2 separate regions of the Homo sapiens genome follow, and region 2 is linked to region 1. The links are chromatin loops, found by intact Hi-C in ENCODE. Cell type or tissue: tibial artery. All regions are shown on one strand. Each heading gives the region's core, and the rest is flanking DNA. Links, peaks and the distances in the headings are about the cores only. Region 1 has its middle 28 kb from the start of PEX10. Region 2 overlaps PLCH2 (phospholipase C eta 2).

Region 1 (11,136 bases), core at 1,365-9,364:
CGGGAAGGCAGGCCCCTAGAAGTGTGTCCCCGTGGCCCAGAGCTGGCTTCTCAGGGGGGATTTGTTCTGAGAAGTCCGTGGCCTGCGAGCCTCAGCATGCAGCAGGCCGGGCAGAACACCGGGGCGCAGGGACTTGGCTTTGTCAGCAGCAGGAGGCAGGTGCACTGACCTGGATGGTCCTGCCTGGGCTGCAGAGAAGTGGGCAGTCCAGGAGCTCTGCTGGGAGGAGGAGTGGAGCTCACCAGGACGAAGGAGAGCATGTGGAAGATGGTCCCGGGGGTGAGGACCTTTCCTCCAGGAACCCCTGTCACCTGCGGACAGTGAGCAGGCCAGAGGCCGGGCAGGGGCTGTGGGGGGTGGGGCCCGGTTGCTGCCTCTTGCAGGGAGGGCACCTGGGCTCGGGGTGTTTCCTCAGAGAGGATAGGGAAGTGAGGCTCACGCCCAGGGGTCCCCGGGCTCTGGGCTGACCAGCGCTCTCACACCACCCTGGGTAGTCAGAGGGCACCAGCAAAGCTGTTTTAGGTTCCAAATGGCTGGAGGCTGGAGGCTGGAGGCTGGAGGCTGGAGGCATGTGTTAGTGAGGCGGGGATAGCAGGCGCAGGGGCCTCTCTTTGCAGGGACTGGGGAAGGGGCCAGGGACCTCAATGGGGTCCCTGGGGAGGACAGAGGTGGGAATAGTTGCTGGCTGGCAGGGCCCGAGTGCAGCGTGACACGGCTCTCAGAGCCCACAGCACGCCTGGCCTGTTGTGATCTCCAGGAGGGGAGACTGGGTTTCCAGGGTCCTTTGATGGCTGTGGAGTACAGCCAGGGTGGAGAAGATGATGAACTGTGGGCAGCTGGGGTCCAGAGCCCCTGCGATGGGAGGCTCAGCTCAGTCTGGAGTGAGCCCCCACACCTGGGGGGCTCAGCTGGGAACACCTGGTCTGTCCAGTGTGGGGCTGAATTTGCTGCTGAGACTTGGGCTCTCATCATCTCTCTCCCTCTGGCCAGGAAAAGAGTGAGGGCCCCTCCTCCCTTCCTCCCTCCTCTCCTCCTCCCTCCTCCCTTCTTCCCTCCTCCCTTCTCCCCTCCTCCCTTCCTCCCGCTTCCCTCCTCTCTCCTCCCTCCTCCCCTCCTCCCTTCCTCTCTCCTTCCTCCCCTCCTCCCTTCCTCTCTCCTCCCTCTTCCCCTCCTCTCTTCCTTCCTCCTCCCCTCCTCCCTTCCTCCCTGCTCCCTCATCCCTTCCTCCCTGCTCCCTCCTCCCTTCCTCCCTGCTCCCTCCTTCCTTCCTCTGTTTCCTCCTCCCTCCTTCCTTCCTGCCTCCTCCTTTCCTCCTTCCTCCCTCCTCCCCTCCTCCCTCCTCCTCCTTTCCTCCTTCCTCCCTCCTCCTTTCCTCCTTCTTCCCTCCTCCCTTCCTCCCTCCTCCCTTCCTCCCTCCACCTTTCCTCCCTTCCTCCCTCCTCCCTTCCTCCCTCCTCCCTTCCTCCCTCCACCTTTCCTCCTTCCTCCCTCCACCTTTCCTCCTTTCTCCCTCCTCCCTTCCTCCCTTCCTCCCTCCACCTTTCCTCCTTCCTCCCTCCTCCCCTCCTCCCTCCTCCTCCTTTCCTCCTTCCTCCCTCCTCCTTTCCTCCTTCCTCCCTCCTCCCTTCCTCCCTCCACCTTTCCTCCTTCCTCCCTCCTCCCTCCTCCCTTCCTCCCTCCAAGGTCAGTGGTGACTCCCCAGGGCTTAGCCGTCACCTGTGGCTCTGTCTCCTGGGAGGCCTGGAGAGGCAGGGGTGGGTGGCTATGCAGGCTGTGCTGGCAGGCATGGCCTGAGGGTCAGGCTAGTCCCTTCTCCTAGTGTCCTGGAAACTGGCACTGAGTGGGCATATGCAGCCTTGTCGTGGGCACTGTGGCTCCTGGAGTCTGGTGAAGAGGGCAGGGTTGGTCTTCCTGGGCCAGGGTAGGTGGGGACCTGCAGGCAGGGGAGGGTGTGGGCAGCATGGCCCATCTGGTTAGAGTGTCCCAAGAGACCACCCAGCTGAGGCCTCCTGGGGAGCTCTGGGGCCAGGGTGCACCTTGGGTGGGGGTGAGCATGGGGACCTGAGGTGCTGCTGGGGCCCCTCCCCGGGGCTTTGCTCCCAAGACCCTCCCACAGTCCCCAGCCCAGACAGGGCCGCCAGGCCTCTCGCCTTCTGTGGGGCAGGGCAGCCCCCATGGGTCAGGTGCTCAGTGTTGCCCTGGGGCCCAGTGGGCAGGTGAGGGAGCAGCAAGGCCACAGCAGGTCCCCGGGTCATGGAGGGCTTGGCTGGGAGGGAGCAGGCTTGGGTTATGGCCCGGGGTCACTCTGCCAATTTCGGTGCCTTGGTGGGCTGCGAGCCCCTCTTCTCTGAGCACGGACTCCTGTTCCAGAGGCCCCCACATTCTCTAGGGTTGCTCCATGCAGTGCCCAGCTCCTACTCCTGTCCAAGACTGACTTAGACCTCCTCTGGCCAGCTGGACAGCTCTGCCCAAATCTCAAATTCATCATCCCTGAGGACTCAACCTCAGACCCTGACTCCAGGCCTCCCTGCTGGGCAAATAGCACCCACCGCAACTAGGGGGCCCAGATCCTGGGAACACCCTCCCGCCCACCATCCGACTCAGCCTGGGGGTTTCTCTCCTGTCCCATGTCCCACTCTTTGCTCCACCCCTGCAGCCTCCACCCCTTCAGAACCACCCTCAAGTCATACCTGGCTAAGCAGGGGCCATAGCCAGATCGCCTGCTCCCTGCCTCTCTCTCTAGGGACAGGCAATACACACATGCACACGCACACACGAAGGCACACACATTTGTGCAGACATGCACATACACGTGTGCATACCACACACATACGTGCACACACATATGTATACCCACCCCCACACACATAGGGAAACACATGTGTACATACAACACATGTTCACATGCACCCAAACCACACACGTGCACACACAGTACATGCACCCACGCACGTGGCCGTCCATCTCAGTGGTCTTCCAGAACTCGCCTCTCACCGCCTCCTCTTTGGCCTCGAAGGCCTTCCACGATCTGGCCCTTGCCTGCCTCTGCCACCCCACCCCAACTGAGCATCCGCCAAGGTCCCTCCAGGCCCGCCTGGCACCTACTGCCTCAGCATTAGTAAAGTTCTTGGCAACTTGGTTGTGTGCTGGCTTTGCAGGTCCCTGGGCTGAGGCCTCCCCCAGGGCAGGGTCACACTGCGCTCCCAGCCACCTGGCTCAGAGCCCTGGGGATGCTCAGAGCGTGCCTGTTGGCAGCCGTGGAAATGAGCAAGCGCGGAGATGAACGGCGCTCGGCAGACGGTGTGTGCTGGCGCCCGGCCCTGTGCAGGCGACAGTTGGTTTACAAGGAAGTGTGCACTGGGCCCGGCTGGCGTGGGGTAAGAAGAAAGGGCAGGGCCCAGTGTCCCTGGGTCCCACCAGTCTCTGCCCCTTGGCACCCCTGGGGCATGACTGTGAGGCCGAGGGGCCCAGGGTCAGCCCAGGTCAGCAGGAGGTCCAGGGGAGGGTCTGTCCAGGAGGCACTCCCTCCTGTACTGTCTCCCATGCCCCTGCCATGTCCCCTCCAGCTCACCTCCTGCAAAGGTGTGCACACTCGACCCTGGCCTCCATCAGAGAGGGCAGCATGAGGGCTCTGGGTGTGGGTGCCCACAGGAAGGGGAGGGGGCTGGTGCTTCTCCACATCGTCTTTGCCGATTGCCCAAGAGAGAGCACCCCCGGCCACTGCGGCTAGGGCAGGTGAAGGTCCCTTCTTGCCCCCGCCTCCCAACACCTGCTCCCCACAGCCTGGAAGTCTATTTTCCTCCAAATTTGCTCGGATCATTCCAGCTGGGAGCACCCCCCGTCCCGCTGCCTGCCCACCAGTCTGCCACCCTCCCTGTGTGCCAGAAGGGCCTCTGGTCCCATGGGCACCTTCCCTGCAGATCTAGGGTCCTTCAGGGGGCGCAGCGTGTGCAGGGGGGAACCGGGGCAATTCACGGCAGCATTGAGTGTTTTGCCCCACTTCGCCGGCGTGGGCTGCCCTGCCCAGGGATCTGGATGGGCCGATGGAGCCCAGCTCTGGCCACATGGGTGGCTCCAGGTAGAAGTGGCTTTGACTACGCCCTCCCAGCCCTGACCCAGCTCCCAGGGTCCCTGTCTTGCTAGACCTGGACGGAAATATCTCCCTTGCCAATGAGAAACTGTTTCAAGGCAGGATACCATGTCTCTGGGGACCCTGGGCAGGTGCCTTTCTCTCTTTGTGCCTCAGTTTCCCCCTCAGAGAAAAGGGTGTGTCAGGCCTCAATGATTCCTAAGGGCAGGCAGTGCCTATAAAGACCTTTGGCCCCCCCGAGGGTGTCCTCACCCTTCTCGCTGGCACCAGCCCATGCAGCAAGGTGCCTGGGGGGTCTCAGAGCAGGAGGCTCAGCCCTGCCCACCCACCCCAGTGCTGGCCAGACCTGGTCCCCGACCCCAGGGCTGCCCCCGGGTTCTGGGCCCTGTTCATGGGAAGCCAAGCCAGGGGCAGCTGATCCCATCCCACCCGTTCGTTGTCTTGAGTTCTGATTGAGAACGGGACGTCTTCAGACCAGATGCTGGTGGAAAATGAAACACACACTTTCTAAATTTAGCTGCTGAGGATTGCACGTTTACCCGATTAAGCCCATTGATTGAGTTGCGTGCACGTGCTCTCTCTGCAGTGCTCAGCTGTGCCTCTCCGGGCTGTCTGTCCTCCATGGTGACCTCAGGCTGCAGAAGGGCCTCTGAGACCTCCCGCCCAGGTCTCTGGCCCTGAGCCATCTGTTCACCTGGGGCTGACACTGCCACCCTCGGGGGAGAGTCCCGGGGTCCGTGGGGAGAGCCCGTCAGAGTCCAGCTGGATTCTTCTCCACTGAGGAAAGGCATTGCCTGAGAGACACCGCAGCCAGGCCTGGCTGGAGTGTTCGAGGGCAGCGGGCACGCGGCTCCCTGCCTGCAGGGACCTCATGATCTTAATGTGAAGGGCAGACTCAAAATCAGGGCAAGGTCATGTCCGGGACACTGCGGGGGACAAGGCAACCAGGGAGGCTTCCCAGAGGAGGTGCCTCGTTCCTGACCTTGGAAACCAGGCAGGGGTGGGCAGGGGGCCTGTGGAGAAGGGGGAGTCAGGCTTGGTGGAGTGTCTATGAGGGAAGGGCAAACAGGGTAGAGAAGGCAGCTGCAGCCAGTCCACAGGGCCCTGGGTGCCAGGCTGAGGGGTCCGATGTAGCCTGTGGTCCAGCTGCAGGGGTGGGTGTATTGGAGTGAGGCCTGCAGGCCAGATGGGGTCTGTGGGTATGGCCCAGGAAGTGGCCCATCTGGGAGCGCCCGGGAAGGAAGACTGGCTGGGAGGGCTGGAGCTGGGGAGGATCTCGGGTGGGGGGCAGGCGGTGTGCCCTGGCTGCCGGGGTTGCCCCCAGGAGCACCCGGCCATGGTGGTGGGTGCCTCCACACAGTCTGCCGTGAGAGGAGGCCTCTCTCCATGTCTGTCGCTGGCCTTGCCCGGCCCGCCCGGGGATCTTGCATTGCTGCGACCAGGGATCCTCTCTCCATGTCTGTCGCTGGCCTTGCCCGGCCCGCCCGGGGATCTTGCATTGCTGCGACCAGGGATCCTCTCTCCATGTCTGTCGCTGGCCTTGCCTGGCCCGCCCGGGGATCTTGCATTGCTGCGACCAGTGATCCTCTCTCCATGTCTGTCGCTGGCCTTGCCCGGCCCGCCAGGGGATCTTGCATGCTGCGACCAGGGATCCTCTCTCCATGTCTGTCGCTGGCCTTGGCCGGCCTGCCCGGGGATCTTGCATGCTGCGACCAGGGATTCTTGAGCCTCTGGCTCAGGATGGAGATTTCTTTCACAGTTTCCAATTTGCGTTTCGGTTTTGGCTTCGTGCAGGAGGCCAGGTTTCTGTCTCATTGCTGTTGGTGTCATCTCTCTGCCTCTGTCCCTGGGTCCCTGGTGCTTGGCCACGTCCCCCCGGGAACGGAAGGCTGTGGGTCTTTCCTCCTGGGGCCTCATCTGAGGCCACTGAGCTCCACAACTGCCAAGATCTGGCTGTGCCCGGGTGGTCCTGCCCCCAGGAAACCGCCCCGACCATGCTGTCCGGGAAAGGGGGTGCAGATGGGCATGGTTCAGAGGGCACTGCCCGCTCCAGGTGCCCAGGAAGTGGAGGGGGTGGGTTCCCATCCTGACTGCACCTGGCTCCAGGTGGTCTCTAAGCCAGGCAGTGAAAGGGGTGCTCAGGCTTTCATCTGAGGAAAGCCCCTAGAGGGCCGGGGGATGGGAAAAGTGGAGAGAGCCCCCCTGGCAGCCCCTGCCGGCCCCTGCCAGCCCCTGCTGTGAAGCCTCAGAAGCGAAGAGGCGCGGGCACCACACGTATGGTCCCAGAGCAACTCCCAGCTCCAAGCAGGCGTCGCATCCGGCCTGGGTTTGGCTTCTGCCAGCTCCTGGGCCTGCACTGGGAGGGGCTGAGCGTGGGGGCATGGGGGTGGGCAGGAGCCTGGGGATGTTCATTCACAGCACCGAGCTCTGTGGGTACTCTTTCATTCACCCACACCTCATTTATTCCTCCTGCACGTTTCTGAGCATCGACTGGCACGTCCATCCTCCACTCATCTGCTGAGTCCACTCTCACTTTGGGATCCCAGACCAGCTGATGCTGTCACGGTGGGGTTTCCTCCTGGGAAGGAGAGGGAGGAGCGGCAGCTCTGCCCTGGCCTGGGCATTAGGTCCCTGGTGTAGGGGTAAGCAGAGAAGCTGCAGGAGCCAGCACCCCGGGAGAGGAAGCCAGGGTGGAGTCTGGGAGTCCCGTGGGCCAGTGTGGCCAAGGGAGCCAGGAACTAGCCTTTCCTTGGAGGAGAAGCCCTGGAGCTGCCGCAGGGTTCACTGGGGGAGGAGCGGCTCTCTTTGCCTTCCATCCACAGCCCGCATTAAGGCAGCCACACCTCAGGGCGCAGGGCTCTGTCAGCCCCTCAGGGTAGTGATGACAGAGGCTTCACTGCAGGCTCATGGTCCTGGGCAGAGGCTGCTAGAGCCCGCCCAGCCTCAGCCAGATGAAACATCCGGGAACACACACCCGGCACAGAGTCTCCAGGGCTGTGTGGAGATGGCACTGCCTGGTGCTCCTGGAAAGCAGAAAGCCTCGGGAGCGGAGCTGGCCCTGCAGGCGGCAGGACGTAGCCTCTCCGCGGTGAGCTTTGCACCAGGAGGAATCCTGACCATGCCCCAGGCTCTGGGGCACAGCCAAGCAATAGACTGCTTGGGGGAGTCAGAAACCTCCTGGGCTTCAGCAATCAGGAAAGAACCATAGACACCAGCAGGTCTATTCCTGGGGAAACTGAGGTCTGGAGGGGAGACTGAGGCCTCTCGTGAATCTGTGGGGAGCCAGGACATGCACCTGTGTCTTCTGTCTCCTCTTCAGCCACTACGCCAGGGCCAGATGGTGGGCAGGGTCTGCTTTGGAGAGCAAAATAGAAACTCCGGCAACACTGGTCCTGAGTGACACGCTCCCACGCACCCCTACCCCACCCCTGGCCTCCTCCCTGGCTCCCAGCTTGGTGCCCATCTCGGGCCTCATCTCAGACTCAGCCTTTCCTCTCCCTGGCAGGCAGAGCTGACGGGCCCAGGGATGTGTGTGTCCTTAGTGGCCTGTGCCCCTTTCTCAGCTCTGGCGAGGACCCCCTCTCAGTCTGAACCACTCATATTAGACCCAAAGAACAAAGTCCAGGGACCCTTGGGTGCAGAAGCAGCATGGTGTGGGTGCACGGGGCTGCCCTAGGGTGAACGCTGTGGCTTCCCTCTAAGGCTGGAGGCTGGCCTTGTGGGTAAGCTGGGGGCTCTGAGTGCAGGAGCCCTTCTTGTTCCAGAGTCTGCCAGGAGGGTCTGTTGGGAAAGTTCTGCCTCTTGGCTCTGTGGCCAAGGCAGACCTGGGGGAGCTGAGGCCTCTCTGGACACAGGCCAGAGCTGGGCAGTCTCTCTTGACTTGTCTCCCGCCTCCTCCTTCATGGCTGCCTGCAGCAGAGCGGGGAACCGACGAAGTGCCTGGAAACAGAGAAGCCTGGTGGGCAGGGAGGGTCCCCAGGGTCTAGGGCCTGTCTCTGTGGCTGCTTTGGGCCTCCAGGGTCTGGAACAGTGGAAGAGTTGACTGGTGTGGGGCTAGGGACCTGCCCAGGGGAATGGTCATCCTGGTTCTCCCTGGGGGCACAGGAGGCAGCACCAAGCTCCCTCCCCCCAGAGGTGGGTGGGCTGGCCGCCCGATGGGAGCTAAGGGTGCCCTGCCACCCTCTTGGGGCTGGGCCGTACCCCGTTCTCAGCAGTCCCAGGCACTTCTGCAAGGGTCTGCATGTGCCCCTGACATCTTAGTTGGGGGAGGGGTGGCCCAGGCCCCAGTCCTCAAATGGGGAAGGGATGGCCCAGGCCCCAGTCCTCAAACGCCAGGGTGTTGGGAGTGGGGGGTGGGTTGTAGTGTCGCCGGGGCCCCTGTCTTGGCTTCTTCCAGCGCCTGGGCAAACGCCCAGCCTGGAGATGGGAAGCGCTCTCGGCCCCGCCCCCTTCCCGGTCCCGCCGGCTGGGGCCACGGGGAGCCGGAGGGAGGCGGAGGGGGAGGTGTGGGGAGCGGAAGGCCGCAGGAGCATCTTTGCGGAGAAAGTACTTTGGCTGCGGCGGGCGCAGGGCGGGCCGGCTAGCCCCGCGCCCCACCTGTTCTGTGCGTCGCGCTCGCCCGGTTGCGCCCGATCTGCCTCCAGCCCGGTGCCCGCCGCGGAGCCCGCGCCCCCGGCCCCCTCCCGGCGCGGGGCGGGCAGGGGGTGTGGTGCGGGCGGCACGAGTGACAGCGCGCTCCTCGCGCGGCGCCTCCACGGGGCGCAGTGTCACCGCGCACAGCCCGCCGCGGGCCGCCCGAGCTGGCGGGGCGATGCCGCGGGAGCCGGAGCCCCAGCCCGAGCCCGAGCCCGGCCGCTGACTGCGCCTCCCGGCCCGCAGCCCCCGCCCCCGCCGCCCTCGCTGCCCTCGCTGCAGCCGCCACGGAGACAATGGACGCGGGAGCCGCCCCGCAGAAGCACAGTAGGTGCCGCTCCTGCCGCTGCGCCGCTGCCAACCGGGATGCGCGGGTGGACGCGCGGGGGCGCCGCAGCCCTGGTGCGGGTCGGGGCTGAGCCGCCTGGGCTTCAGACTCGGGAGCGGAGGCTCGGATCGCGGTGGCACGGGCAGGGGTGCGGGCGCGGGACTGTGGGCGGGACGGGCGGAGCGGTCTTGAGCTCTCCGGATGGCCTCAGGTGCGGGGTGAGGGATCTGGGGGCCGCCCCTCGGCAAACTTTCCTTCCCCGGGCTTCTGCGGAGGTCGCACTGGGGCTGTGACCGTGCTGAGAATGACCCCTGCTGAGCCCAGGCCGGGCACCCCGATCCCTGCCGGATGGTGCCGCAGGGCACCCTGTGTGGGTCCGGGAGGTGCTGCGTGGACTTGCCGCATGGCACATCTGCCTGGGCTGCAGGTGCTCATCTGGGGGGAGCCGGCCTCTCCCCACACTAGCAGGTGGGGTGCAGCGGGCACTGCCCGGGCAGGCGGGAGCTCCGGAGGCCCTGGGGCGGCCCTGCTGGATGGTCTGTAGGACACGGGAGGGGGAAGTGTTTGAGTGTCCACTGCTGAGGGGTCTCCTGGGCTCTGGACCTGCCGGCAGAGCTACAGGGTATTCTTTAGGGAGATGGGCTCTGCTGGAGCTGGTGGAGGAAGATGCCAAGGAGATAAGAGGCTTCCCCTCCCCTCCGCTCCCCGCCTCCCACACTGTCTGGTGACACTGGAGGCAGCCAAGGTGGCCACTGATCCCCACTGTGACCACTGAGACCACTGGAACTGCCCTTCCCCCATGGCCTTCTCCCTCCAGGAGAATGGACCCGATCGGTGTCCCCTTCGTCCCCTGACACGTTGGTCTGGGGAGGCGGGGTCACGGTGCCCCAACACCCCTGACTTGGGGAGCCCATGGTGTCTGCCTGCCTGGGTGTCTGATCCTAGAGACTCCTTCAGCGAGGTGCAGCCTCAGAGGGGATTCAGGCACCATGGGAGGCCGGGGAGGGGCAAGTCAGAGGGCGGAGGCCACTGTCCTATCTCCTGCTTGGTTGGTGGGGACAGAAGCCAGCCTGTTGGTCTCCCCTAGGACCCTGGGCTGATGGGAGAAGTCGTCTCTAAATTGGCCCCCACTATGTTCCCTCTGCACTTAAGCCAGGGCCACATTCTCCGCACTGCCCTAGGGGAGGGTCTGGGGTCTGGAAAGGATGAGGGAGGCAGGTGTGCACTGGGCAAGTGGGTGCCTGTGGCTGTGCTGAGGGTCCCCACAGGCCCCTTCCCTGAGGCTGAACGCCTGATGGCCCTGCCCTCTGGGAGGTGAGAGAGCTGAGCCTGCAGCCTCGTCTGGACGAGGCAGGGAGGGAGACTGGCGCCTGCTTGGCATGTCCCCAGGGAAACCAGGGCAGTGAGAGAAGAGGCTGGAACAGGCCTGGGCAGTGGTCGGGGAACTGGTGGGAGTGTCTGCTGGACAGTGTGTAGAAGACTCGGGGCTCGGGGCTTGGTCTGGTGGCCTTGGCCTCAGATCCCTGAGCATGAGGCTGGGGTCAGGCCTGATGTCCAGCCTCTGGCAGAGCTGGCTGTGGGTGGGGAACAGCTGGGGGTACGGGGGAGGGTGGGGACAGGTTGGCAGCGGCCCCTCCTGTGGGTGACCAGGTAGGGACCCTGCCCAGAGGGGGGAGGCAGAGGAGCTGGTGGGCAGGAGAGACCCCCTACAGACCCTCCTAGGTGGTGGTGGGGGCCTGGCAGCCCGGTTCCCGAGGCCCTCACTGCTGCTGCTGGAGTTCAGGTGACATAATCTGCACGGCACACACGGATTGCCGTAAGCCGCAGCAGCCAGGTCTGACAATACGAGTTGTAATTGGATTTTAATTTTTAATGTCCACAACACATGAAGAGCTTCGGACCAATTTGTGTATCTTCTGTTACTCTGCGCCTAATAGGACCGCTTCATTAGCTGCTGTCGCACCCACAGTGCCGTCTGTCCGGGAACGGAGGGAGCCTGGCCCGAGCCCCATGCCAGAGCCCCAAGAGCTGCCTGCCACCTGCTCCAGTGATGGGCACGCCGACGGGAGGGGGGCTGAGGACCAGC
Region 2 (11,136 bases), core at 1,244-9,243, 63 kb after region 1:
GTGAGGCACTCGGACACTCAGGGCTCGGACGCTCAGGGCTCGGATGGGCCTCCTGGGTGTCCCCAGAACAGAGATCGGAGCCCCACAGGCTAGCAAGGGGGTGGGGGCGGCTTTGGCAGAGTCCCCTGGAGGGTCAGGTTGGGACGAAGCTCCCAGGATGCTGGGGAGGTGGGTGGGGGAACCCTCCTTGCTAGCGTTGCAAAGAAGGGCCCAGCTCCGTCAGGAATCCAGGGATGGAGAACTGGGGAGCCTGGGCCCCACATGAGATTCATGGCAGGACTTGTCTGAGGGGCCCCAGTGCCAGCGACCCAGCCCCCTGTGCCTGGCCCCTCTGTGGGTCTCAGGACCTGGGTCTGGGCTGGGTGTTTGGAGGAACCTCCTCCCGGCTCTCAGACACCTCTGTTTTGTCTGCTGTGGATGACTTCCAGCTTGGTCCCCCTGTGGCCCTGGCAGGAGTATCACCATGGGAGAGGGCAGGACAGGGGCTGGGCGAGCAGGCCTCCCACTAGACCAGGCTACTCCTGCTGTGGACCAGCTACTTCCACCTCTGCCCTTGGCTTGCCCTCCTCAGAGTTCTCAGCCTGAGTGGGCCCTGGGGACACTGTCACCAGAGACCCCACCCCTCATACCCCCAGGGACCCAGACCCACCCCCAGAAGCCATGTGACCTCCTCGGCTCAGCTGTGGGAGGCATGGGCTCTGTCCCACATGCTGCGGTAGCCACAAAGGTGATCCATACTGGGCCAGGTGCACCCCGAGGTGCCCCCCTGGACCACTGCCTCCCTCCCTCCCCCTGGCACCGGCTCCAGTCTCCTATGTGGGGGCTGGGGAGGGGGCTGTTGGCAGCCATGCCCCAGCAAGCAGGGGGCTTGCTGAGGGCTGGGCCACTGACCACCTCCCCGGCATCCCCTCAGGCGTGTTCAACCCCAACTCGGAGGACCCCCTGCCCGGGCAGCTCAAGAAGCAGCTGGTGCTCCGGATCATCAGTGGCCAGCAGCTTCCCAAGCCGCGCGACTCCATGCTGGGGGACCGTGGGGAGGTGGGGGCCAGCCCCACACAGGCGGGAGGGGTGGGAGTTGGGGGCGGGCCGGGCATCGCGATGGGCCCTGATGCCACCCCCACTCCTGTGTCCCAGATCATCGACCCCTTTGTGGAGGTGGAGATCATTGGGCTCCCTGTGGACTGCAGCAGGGAGCAGACCCGCGTGGTGGACGACAACGGTGAGGCTGGGCCGTGGCTCCGTCACACCTGTGATGGAAGTCTGAGGGGGGAGGGTTGGGGCTACCTGGTGTGCCCGGGTGCCCTGCCCAGGCCTCCCTCAGTGACAGTCCTGGGCGCCCTCCCCTCTAGGTGGGCAGTCCCGGAAGCAGCACCGGGAGTGGCACTGGGAGTGGTGTGGGCCGGGGGCTCCAGGCTGGAGCGGTGCTGGGCCGGGCCCTCCCCATGGGACACTCCTCCTGGCGCTGCTTCCCCAGGGTTCAACCCCACCTGGGAGGAGACCCTGGTTTTCATGGTGCACATGCCGGAGATCGCGCTGGTCCGCTTCCTCGTCTGGGACCACGATCCCATCGGGCGTGACTTCATTGGCCAGAGGACGCTGGCCTTCAGCAGCATGATGCCAGGTGGGCAGGAGTGGACACGGTGCCCCCCACACTGGCCGAGGGCCCCAGGGCAGGGCAGGTACTCTTTCCCCTGTGAGTCAGTGCCTGTGTAGGTGGGCCTGCACCTGGCACCAAAGAGACAGGAGCTGAGGACGGGAGGAGAGCCAGCCTGGGGATCTGCGGGTCAGGCAGGGGCATGGCCTGTGGGGGAGGGGCCACCCCCAGGAAGAGGTCCCTGCAGGCTGGTGCAATGCCAATGGGCTTCCTGGAGGAGGTGGGGTAGTGCTGGGCCCACAGGAGGCAGAGGCCCCAGGCCTGGGCTTGTTGGGTGTATCTGGGGTCTTGGGACCTTTAAGTAGAATGGGGGGCAGAGCAGGTGGGGGCCCTGGGAGGCTGTGACCTCATGACCCTGCTGACCCACACTGCTCCAGGCTACAGACACGTGTACCTAGAAGGGATGGAAGAGGCCTCCATCTTCGTGCATGTGGCTGTCAGTGACATCAGCGGTAAGGTGAGTGTCACCCCCTGCCACCAGCCATCATGGGGAGGGGCCACACCAGCCCCTTGTCCCATGCCCCCCCATGTGTCCCCAGTGCTGGGTCCTGAACTCAGGCAGTGAGGCCTAGGGTCCCCTCCCCGGGCCTCTGCTCCTCTATCTCAAGAGGGGCTGCTGTGGGGGCCTGGCTCCTGAGCCACCAGTGCCCACCTCTGATCTCAGGGCTGGCTTTGGGCATCTCGGGCAGGACAGGTCCTGAGTGCTCCGGGCCTTGCCCCGCCCTGTGTCACCCATGCCTGTCTCAGACTCTTGGGGGCCTTGCAGCCTCCACCCCTACAGTGCTGCCATCTGGCTTCTCAGCAGGGACCGAGTGATGCCCCTCTCCCCTCTACTACCCCCCACCCCTCTACTTCCTGGTGTCACGTGGAAGGCAGCTGCCCGGGTTTGCCTGTGACTCCACACCCAGCATGTCTGTCCCCTGCCCCAGGTCAGGGTGGGGCCTCGGCTTCCGCAGGAAGTGGTCTTGGTGCCAGCCCTGCTGCCCTGGCTTTGAGCTGGGGCCCAGTGCCCTCTGGGTCCTGCTGGCTGCAGCTGGCCCTCGGGGAACCCGCACACACAGCAGGAGGGGCCTGCCCAGGCCCAGTGCTGACTCTCTCCTGCCATGCTCTCGGGCCCAGAGGTGCCATCCAGCCCCTGCCGTCTATCCACCCATCTGTTCCTCGTCCCCCAGGCTGCAGGGCTCCCCACGCCACTGCTGTGGCCGCCTCACCTGCTCCCCCTGTCTCTTTGGTCTTGCAGTCGGCTTCTCTATGGCCACAGCCTACTTTTAGAAGTGCAGCTCTGTTAGGAGCCTTGAAGGTACCCGGTGCGCGGGACAGTGCGGCCCGCCGCCCCTGCATGCCCAGGCCGCACCCCATTAGCATCCATGATTCCTGGTAGCATTTGGAGACTGTCGCTCATGTGACGTGGATCATGACATGGCTCCGGGGGCCCTGGCCATCCCCAGCCATAGTGGCATTTACGAGGCAGATCCAGGGTTCAGCTGGGTGGCCGCCTTCTCACTGGCCTCTCCTCCCCTCCCCTCCCTCAGTCCTCCCTCCCCTCCCTCAGTCCTCCCTCCCCTCCCTCAGTCCTCCCTCCCCTCCCTCAGTCCTCCCTCCCCTCCCTCAGCCCCTTCCCTGGCGGGCAGCCCGCTGGAGCCCCCACTGTGCCCCTCCTATCCCCCTCCTTCTCTCTCCTGCCCCCATCTCGGACCCTCAGGCTGTTGGTTCTGAGTTCGCCTCCCACTCCCTCCCTGTCCTTGCCAACCATGCCAGTGCATGGGATGAGGGCACCCCTGAGGCCGGCGCTCCGAGCCAGAATCCCGGATCTGCTTCTAAATGGCTTCCCAGCCACTGTGACCAAATGCGTAGATTTGGGATCTTGAATCAGGAAGCTGATTCAAGTGCTGGCCATCTGAACGCATCTGCCCAGAGGCGCCCCTGCAGGGGGGTGACCCACCTGCCGGGCCTGGGCCGCTCTGTGCACGAGCACGGCTCGTCATGGGGGCGCGGTGGGTGCTGTCTCGGGGGCATCTGGCATGTGAGGGCCCCTCTGGCCTCTGCGCCCTGGAGATGCGGCTGCCTCCCTCTCAGCAGCTGTTCTGCCCAGGCAGGGACCTCCTGGGCCCAGCTGTCCAGGAAGATTGGCTGTGGCCAGGTGCTGGTGGGCTGGGAGTCTGAGCCCATCTTGGCAGGGCTCAGGGGGCAGCAAGCCAGCTGCGGGCCTTGGGGGCTCACATGAGTGGAGGGCAGGGCAAGACCAGAAAAGGCTGCCTGGGGGAATTCAGGAAGGCTTCCTGGAAGAGGTGGTACTTCCTAGGGCACGAGTATCACCATGGGAGTGGGCAGGACACGGGCCGGGCAAGTGGGCCTCCCGCTGCACCTGGCTACTCCTGCTGTGGACCAGCTACTCCTGCCTGAGGGTGGGGCACACACAACCAGGGAGTGCCACGCCAGTGTCCCCTGCTAGCGCCGGGGGCTGCGGGCCTCTGAGCAGGTGCAGGCTGTGGTGGGCCAGGCTGGGGCTCGAGGTCTCTCCTCCGGAGGGAAAGACCTTCTCTCCATGCCCCTCAAGGGCCCCACATGCCCTGGACAGGTCAGGCGAGGGCAGTTTCTGCCGGAAGGGTGGGGTGGGCCATGTGTACTTAGATCTGTAGCAGCTACTGTCCCAGGCAGAGCTGCCCTAGGGACCCTGCTCCTGAAGGCCCTGGTGTGTCCACACACCCCCAGCCTGAGGTGGCCCAGCCCCTCGGACCGAGACACGCATGGCACGTCTGTGGCACGGTCTGGAGAGCTGGCCCTGGGGGAGCAGCTGCAGCTGGGCTGGGACCCCTGGCAACAGCTACATGGGCTCCTTCTCTTGCAGGTCAAGCAGGCTCTGGGCCTAAAAGGCCTCTTCCTCCGAGGCCCAAAGCCCGGCTCGCTGGACAGTCATGCTGCTGGGCGGCCCCCGGCCCGGCCCTCCGTTAGCCAGCGGATCCTGCGGCGCACGGCCAGCGCCCCGACCAAGAGCCAGAAGCCGGGCCGCAGGGGCTTCCCGGAGCTGGTCCTGGGTACACGGGACACAGGCTCCAAGGGGGTGGCAGACGATGTGGTGCCCCCCGGGCCCGGACCTGCTCCGGAAGCCCCAGCCCAGGAGGGGCCCGGCAGCGGCAGCCCCCGAGGTAAGGCGCCAGCTGCGGTGGCAGAGAAGAGCCCTGTGCGAGTGCGGCCCCCGCGTGTCCTGGACGGCCCCGGGCCTGCTGGGATGGCCGCCACATGCATGAAGTGTGTGGTGGGATCCTGCGCCGGCGTGAACACCGGGGGCCTGCAGAGGGAGCGGCCACCCAGCCCGGGGCCTGCAAGCAGGCAGGCAGCCATTCGCCAGCAGCCCCGGGCCCGGGCTGACTCACTGGGGGCCCCCTGCTGTGGCCTGGACCCTCACGCTATCCCGGGGAGAAGCAGAGAGGCCCCCAAGGGTCCTGGGGCCTGGAGGCAGGGTCCAGGCGGTAGCGGCTCCATGTCCTCGGACTCCAGCAGCCCAGACAGCCCGGGCATCCCCGAAAGGTCCCCCCGCTGGCCTGAGGGTGCCTGCAGGCAACCGGGGGCCCTGCAGGGAGAGATGAGTGCCTTGTTTGCTCAAAAGCTGGAGGAGATCAGGAGTAAATCCCCCATGTTCTCCGCCGGTAAGCCCCTCTTGCCCTGCGTGGTCCTCCCGCACGCCCCTGGCATGGCTGGGCCTGGGTCACCTGCTGCTGCTTCTGCGTGGACGGTGTCGCCTCGTGTGCTCGTGCTCGTGGCTCTGTATCCGTGGCACTGTCTCCGTGGCACTCTGCTCCCTTGGCTTGCCTGTGGCCCATAGCCCCAGCCCTCCTGTCTGAGCTTGAGGCCCTGGGACTTGGGTGGAGCTGGTTTGAGGCCCGACAGGCTGGGAAGAACCAGCTGCTCTTGCTGAGGGTCTGGGGCCGGGACTGTGGCCTGACATGCTGGGCCCCTCCGGCTGGGCGCTTCCCCAAACTCACCTCCTGGGCGGCTGGCGACCTGCATGGCCCCTGATGCCTTTCCTGGGACTGGGGGCCACGTACCATCCCATTCCCACCTCCCTCTAGGGCAGGCTCCAGGGGTCCCTACTGGGAAGTCTGATGTGGGCAGGTAGTGCAGCTGCTGGGCGTCTCCTGCGCCCCTGGGACGCCTGGAGCCTGCTGAGTGCTGCGTGGAGTAGATTCCCTGGGCCCCAGGGCTTCGCTGCTTTGGGCTGAAGCACCCCACTAGAAGGGTGTCTCCTTAGCCTGGAGGGAGGGACATACACGGAGCCCGCCCCACACCACCCTGCCCCTCCAGACCCCCCTGACCAAGCTTTCCTTTCTGCCCCCACCCACGCTGCCTCCGTAGTTAGGAACTGAGAGCGGCGAGTGACAGGTAACGGGGCCCAGCCCCGGTGTCCCGTGCTGTCCCAGCCCAAGGAGGGCCCCGTGTGCGGCACAGGGCGTGGACTGGGCCCCAGCAGCAGCAGGGTGGGGACACCGAGTGTGCCGCGCCCGGGGGATGCCTCGGGGTGGGAGCTGGGCCTGGCGACCCTCGGCACAGGGCACCGGGGACACCACCCTGATCCGACTCCTCTCCGCCTCTCTCCCTGCCTCCCTCTCTCTCTTCTGCTTCTCCCTCTGGCTCTCTCTCACTCCCCCACCTCCCCACAGACACCCGCCCCCTCTCCACGCAGCGGCCACTCCCCCCACTGTGCAGCCTGGAAACCATCGCTGAGGAGCCCGCCCCAGGCCCTGGTCCCCCGCCACCAGCGGCTGTCCCCACCAGCTCTTCTCAGGGACGGCCCCCATACCCCACAGGACCCGGAGCCAATGTGGCAAGCCCCCTAGAGGACACTGAGGAGCCCCGAGACAGCAGGCCTCGGCCGTGCAACGGCGAGGGCGCCGGCGGGGCATACGAGAGGGCCCCCGGCAGCCAGACGGACGGCAGGAGCCAGCCCCGGACCCTGGGCCACCTGCCCGTGATTAGAAGGGTGAAGAGTGAGGGGCAGGTGCCCACGGAGCCCCTGGGAGGGTGGCGGCCCCTGGCCGCTCCCTTTCCAGCTCCTGCCGTGTACTCCGATGCCACGGGCAGTGACCCGCTGTGGCAGCGGCTGGAGCCATGTGGCCACCGAGACAGCGTTTCCTCCTCCTCCAGCATGTCATCCAGCGACACTGTCATTGACCTCTCCCTGCCCAGCCTGGGCCTGGGCCGCAGCCGTGAGAACCTCGCTGGAGCCCACATGGGACGCCTGCCCCCCAGGCCCCACTCGGCTTCGGCTGCCCGCCCAGACCTGCCACCTGTGACCAAGAGCAAATCCAACCCCAACCTTCGGGCTACAGGCCAGCGGCCTCCCATACCTGACGAACTGCAGCCCAGGTCCCTGGCCCCAAGGATGGCTGGCCTCCCCTTCCGGCCTCCCTGGGGCTGCCTTTCCCTGGTGGGCGTGCAGGACTGCCCCGTGGCTGCCAAGTCCAAGAGCCTGGGCGACCTCACTGCTGATGACTTTGCCCCTAGCTTTGAGGGCGGCTCCCGCAGACTGAGCCACAGCCTGGGCCTCCCGGGAGGGACACGGCGGGTGTCGGGGCCAGGGGTGAGACGGGACACCCTGACAGAGCAGCTGCGCTGGCTCACTGTCTTCCAGCAGGCAGGAGACATCACGTCACCCACCAGCCTGGGCCCGGCTGGGGAGGGGGTGGCAGGGGGCCCTGGTTTTGTGCGGCGCTCCTCCTCCCGCAGCCACAGCCGCGTGCGTGCCATTGCCAGCCGGGCCCGCCAGGCCCAGGAGCGGCAGCAGAGACTGCAGGGCCTGGGCCGGCAGGGACCCCCAGAAGAGGAGCGGGGCACCCCCGAGGGCGCCTGCTCCGTGGGCCACGAGGGCAGTGTGGATGCACCAGCACCCTCCAAGGGAGCCCTCGGGCCAGCATCCGCGGCTGCTGAAAACCTGGTCCTGCTCCGCCTCTGACCGTCAGTGGTGGGAACCTGGGCGGCTCTGGAGGCCCAGGGCAGGGGTGGGCGTGTTGTTTGCTCAGGAAACAGGGCAGCCAGGCCCCCAAAACTGTGTCCCCCTGGCTGCCCTGTGTCCCCTCCACCCCTGCCTCCCTCCTGCCCCTGCTCCCGGGGAGGAAAGGCTAAAGCTGCTGGCCCGGGGCCCACAGGAGGGGCTTCGAGGCTGGCCCTGCCAGGCAGTTTTCCCGGCGTTTTAGGATCTGTACATAGAGAAATATTTAAATTTTTAGAAGCAAAACTTATACAACATTAAAATGATACCAAGTCCCTTTCCATTTTTACCTGGTTTTTCACCCCAGGTGTGTGTGGTGTGCATCTGTGCGCACCTGTCCTGAGCCTGCCCCGGGAGGCGCGGCTGACCTGGCCACGGCACAGGCGGGGGTGCTTGTGAGGCACCAGGGCTGCTCAGGACGGCCGTCTGGGCCTTGCCCTGAAGCCTGTATCTGCCTTGCACCGACCACGCCACCCTCTGCACCATGCCTAAGCCTCTGTCAACTCCCAAACGTGGTTCTGATAAACGTGCTCACCAGCACGCATGGGCTTCCCGTTCGCTCAGCCTCCTGTGCCACTTACTTACCAGGTGCCCGTCGGAGCCTGCGCCAGGCCCAGAAGACACCCCAAGAAAAGACCTGGCCTGTCCTCAGAGGGCTGAGCTGGACAGGCTCCCAGGGTAGGCTGCAAAGCCTGCTCCTCAGGACGCAGGCCCTAACCCCGGGCCACAGGCCCCCCAACCCGGGGGACTGCTCTGCCTGCAGAGCATGGTGGTTCCAGAAAGGCCCCTACCCTAGAGAAGCTGGGGTGCTGGTCGGGCCTCTGGAAGCCTGTGCTGCAGCCCGTCCTCTGCTGCCCCAACAGTGGGAGTGGGTGTGGCCCACCCTGTGGCCAGGGGAGTCAGGGGATGTCCTGCCCCATGAGGCTCTGTCACCTGCGGCTGCCCAAGGGGCCTGCCCGGCGCACCACCCGGATGAGCACTGCTCTGTCGGGGTATCCCGTCTCACCCCTGGCTGCGTTGTGCCCAGGCAGGGCCCTTGGGAAGGCGGGCCTGAGGCCCGGAGGCCGGGATCCTGGGGTGCTGGGGGAGCTCTAAGGGGGCTGTTCTGCCCTCACCATGTTCCTGCACTGACAGGGATTGTGGGCGGCCACAGGAATCGCTGTCACCACTTCCCCAGCTCAGCCAGGCAGAGGGGCCACTGGTGCCGCCCTTCCCCCAGCCCCACCACGCCCCTCAGAGAGAGCCTGGCAGGACTTCGTCATCCTCGAGCCCCAGAACACTTGCGTGTGGGCAGCTGCAGCCCCACCGAGAGCAGGGGTGTGGTGAGCTGGTTGCCTGGGGCCCGGGGCGGCACCTGAACCTGAGGAGTCTCAGCTCTGGGACAGGGGACTCACAGAGCCCCCGGCAGTGACACTGACAGCAGCCTGGTGACCGAGGCCTCCTGGCGAGCCCCCAAGTGGTGCCGTGGGCAGGGCAGAGGTTGGGGAGCCAGCTGGGGGTCTGCGGGAGTCAAGGAGGGGCTGAGGGCCTGGGGCCAGCTCGTGTTTTGAGGAAAGCGCCGTTGAAATGGCCACATCAAGGGAACAAGGCAGAGGCCAGAGCCCTCCTGCTCCAGCTCCGGCTTCGGCGGGAAAGGGCTGGGGAAGGGCTGGGAAAGGGCTGGGGAAGGGCTGGGGTCACAGAGGCTGGGGTTGCCCGGAGGCACAGGGGTGCCTGGCTCATAGGCTGGGTGGCCCCTTGTGCAAGAGGGGAGCTGAGGCCGTGGCCACCGGCAGGCCCTGCATGGGGGTGTGCAGGGGCTGAGCCTGGGCTAGGCCCTGGTGTCTTTGTCCTGGCTCTGTCCTTCCAGGCCTCTGTGCATCCCCCACCTCCTCCTCGGCATCCTGTCTGGGCCAGGCTCAGGCCAAACCTCTGTAGTGGGTGCGTCCCCAGCACAGATGGACTCTCCAACCCCGGGGTCAAGCCCTGTGGGTGTCAGGCCAGGCAGTCACACATCCGGGTGCCCAGAGCGGCCAGGCCACTGCTGCCACCCACCACCAGTGAGGGTGGGGCCAGGATGGGAGCAAGAGCTGGAGGGGCCGAGTGGGGTCAGGGAAGGCTACAGAGATGCAGGCTGGGAGGGCTTCCCCATCAGAGAGCCGGGCCTGAGGAGAGGGCCGGAAAGTGGTGAGGGCCCATGGGGTTCCGGGGGCTGGGCCTCTGCCCTGGGGACCCACAGGAGGGAGAAGCTGGAGCCAGGGGGACAGTCCACCTCAGGATAGCCCAGCTGCCCCCGGGCTCCTCTGCCAGGACACGAGACCCTTTGGTGGCCGCTGCACGAGGGCTGGGACTCAGGTTCCACGCAGACTCCAAGGGCAGGTCACGAAGAGACACCACAGTGGGGGCCAGAAATGGCCACTGGGCACCTCTGGGCAGGCCAGGTCTCCATGAGGGAGGGGTCTTAGCCTCTGCAGGTTCCAGACCACCAAGCAAAGCTGTCTGGAAGGTGATCCATGCCACCCCACCTCCTTGGCCTAGGACAGCCTGTGCTTGGGGGTCTCAGTGAAGCCTCTGGATGTGGGGGACCCCAGCGGGGGTGGGGGTGGTGGGGCAAGGTAGCAGCTCAGCCTCCTCAGGGCCTGCCCAGCAGCTCAGCACCAGGAACAGCTCCCACCACATGAAGTCAAAGCTGGGGGCCTGCAGCCAGCCCACCCCAGCAGGGCCTCCGCAAGCCCTGTGCCCTCCTGCCCTCTCTACGATGCTATGTGTGGTCTCAATCCCACACCTGGGCTGAGGGGGAGGACCCCCAGGCGCCTCAGAGCTCCCAGGGGCCAGGCCCAGCGGGCCTCCCTGCTGCCAGCTCCCCCCAGCCATGCCCACCCTAGCCACAGAACACGGCCCCAGGGAGCCTGGTCCCAAGGCCATAGCAACCAAACCCACGCGGTCCACACAGTTCCTAGCAGGGTCCACGTCGGCCCCTGGCTGCCTGAGAGCCCTTGAGGGTGATCGATGTCGAGGGCTCCTTTCCCAGGCTCTCGAGTCAGGAATTGCTGCTCAGCACCCACACATCCCGCAGGTGCAGGGGGAGGGCGCTGGAGGGACGAGGGTGGCTGAGTTGGTTCTTCTGGCCCGGAGGGAGCGGTGAGAGACGCAGGGGCCCGGGGCCATGGGGTCTGCGGGGCGGCTGGCACTCGTTGCCTACAAGGTCTAGAAGCAGCGCAGGGAAGGGCTCCCGCTCTGGGCTCCCCCCATGGGAGGAGTCGGGAGGGGCCCCTGCTCCGAAATAAAACATCGCAGATGGCTCCGGCCTCTTTTAAAAACTCTATTTGGTGCGTGCCCACGGTGCTGCGTCCCGTCAGACATACCTGTATAGATCTCTCTATTTATATATATATATATATAAAAGGTTCTTTAGCAGTTAAATAGATTCCAATATGAACGTCTCCCAGGACAAAGCTGCGTCTCGCCTCTGGGTCACACGCATCTGTGCGGCTGGGGTGTATGTGCCGCGTCACAG

What was found. Peaks named below come from ENCODE experiments on the same cell type or tissue, not always from the same donor. Only the 100,000 strongest peaks of a DNase experiment are listed, where the experiment ranks them.
Region 2: it touches region 1 in a loop (2.2-fold over the local background); 2 of 110 quality-filtered maps call a loop at or near these places.

What each region holds. Positions count from the first base shown.
Region 1 is chr1:2,434,924-2,446,059 of GRCh38, forward strand. It overlaps a transcript of PLCH2 not described here. Among named protein-coding and RNA genes, the nearest start is that of PEX10, 28 kb to the left of the region's middle. RefSeq lists an enhancer at 10,668-11,136. In tibial artery, for the core only: no CTCF peak of the experiment used is centred there; a DNase peak (open chromatin) is centred at 5,738; H3K27me3 peaks cover 7,136 bases.
Region 2 is chr1:2,497,610-2,508,745 of GRCh38, forward strand. PLCH2 (phospholipase C eta 2) reads left to right here. Exons shown (of 22, transcript NM_014638.4): 17 at 914-1,038; 18 at 1,135-1,219; 19 at 1,475-1,621; 20 at 2,032-2,111; 21 at 4,503-4,800; 22 at 6,313-7,923. The coding sequence ends at 7,604. It overlaps PANK4 (pantothenate kinase 4 (inactive)), which reads right to left. Exons shown (of 19, transcript NM_018216.4): 19 at 10,928-11,136. Among named protein-coding and RNA genes, the nearest start is that of PANK4, 23 kb to the right of the region's middle. RefSeq lists an enhancer at 1,463-2,662. In tibial artery, for the core only: no CTCF peak of the experiment used is centred there; no DNase peak of the experiment used is centred there; H3K27me3 peaks cover 7,472 bases.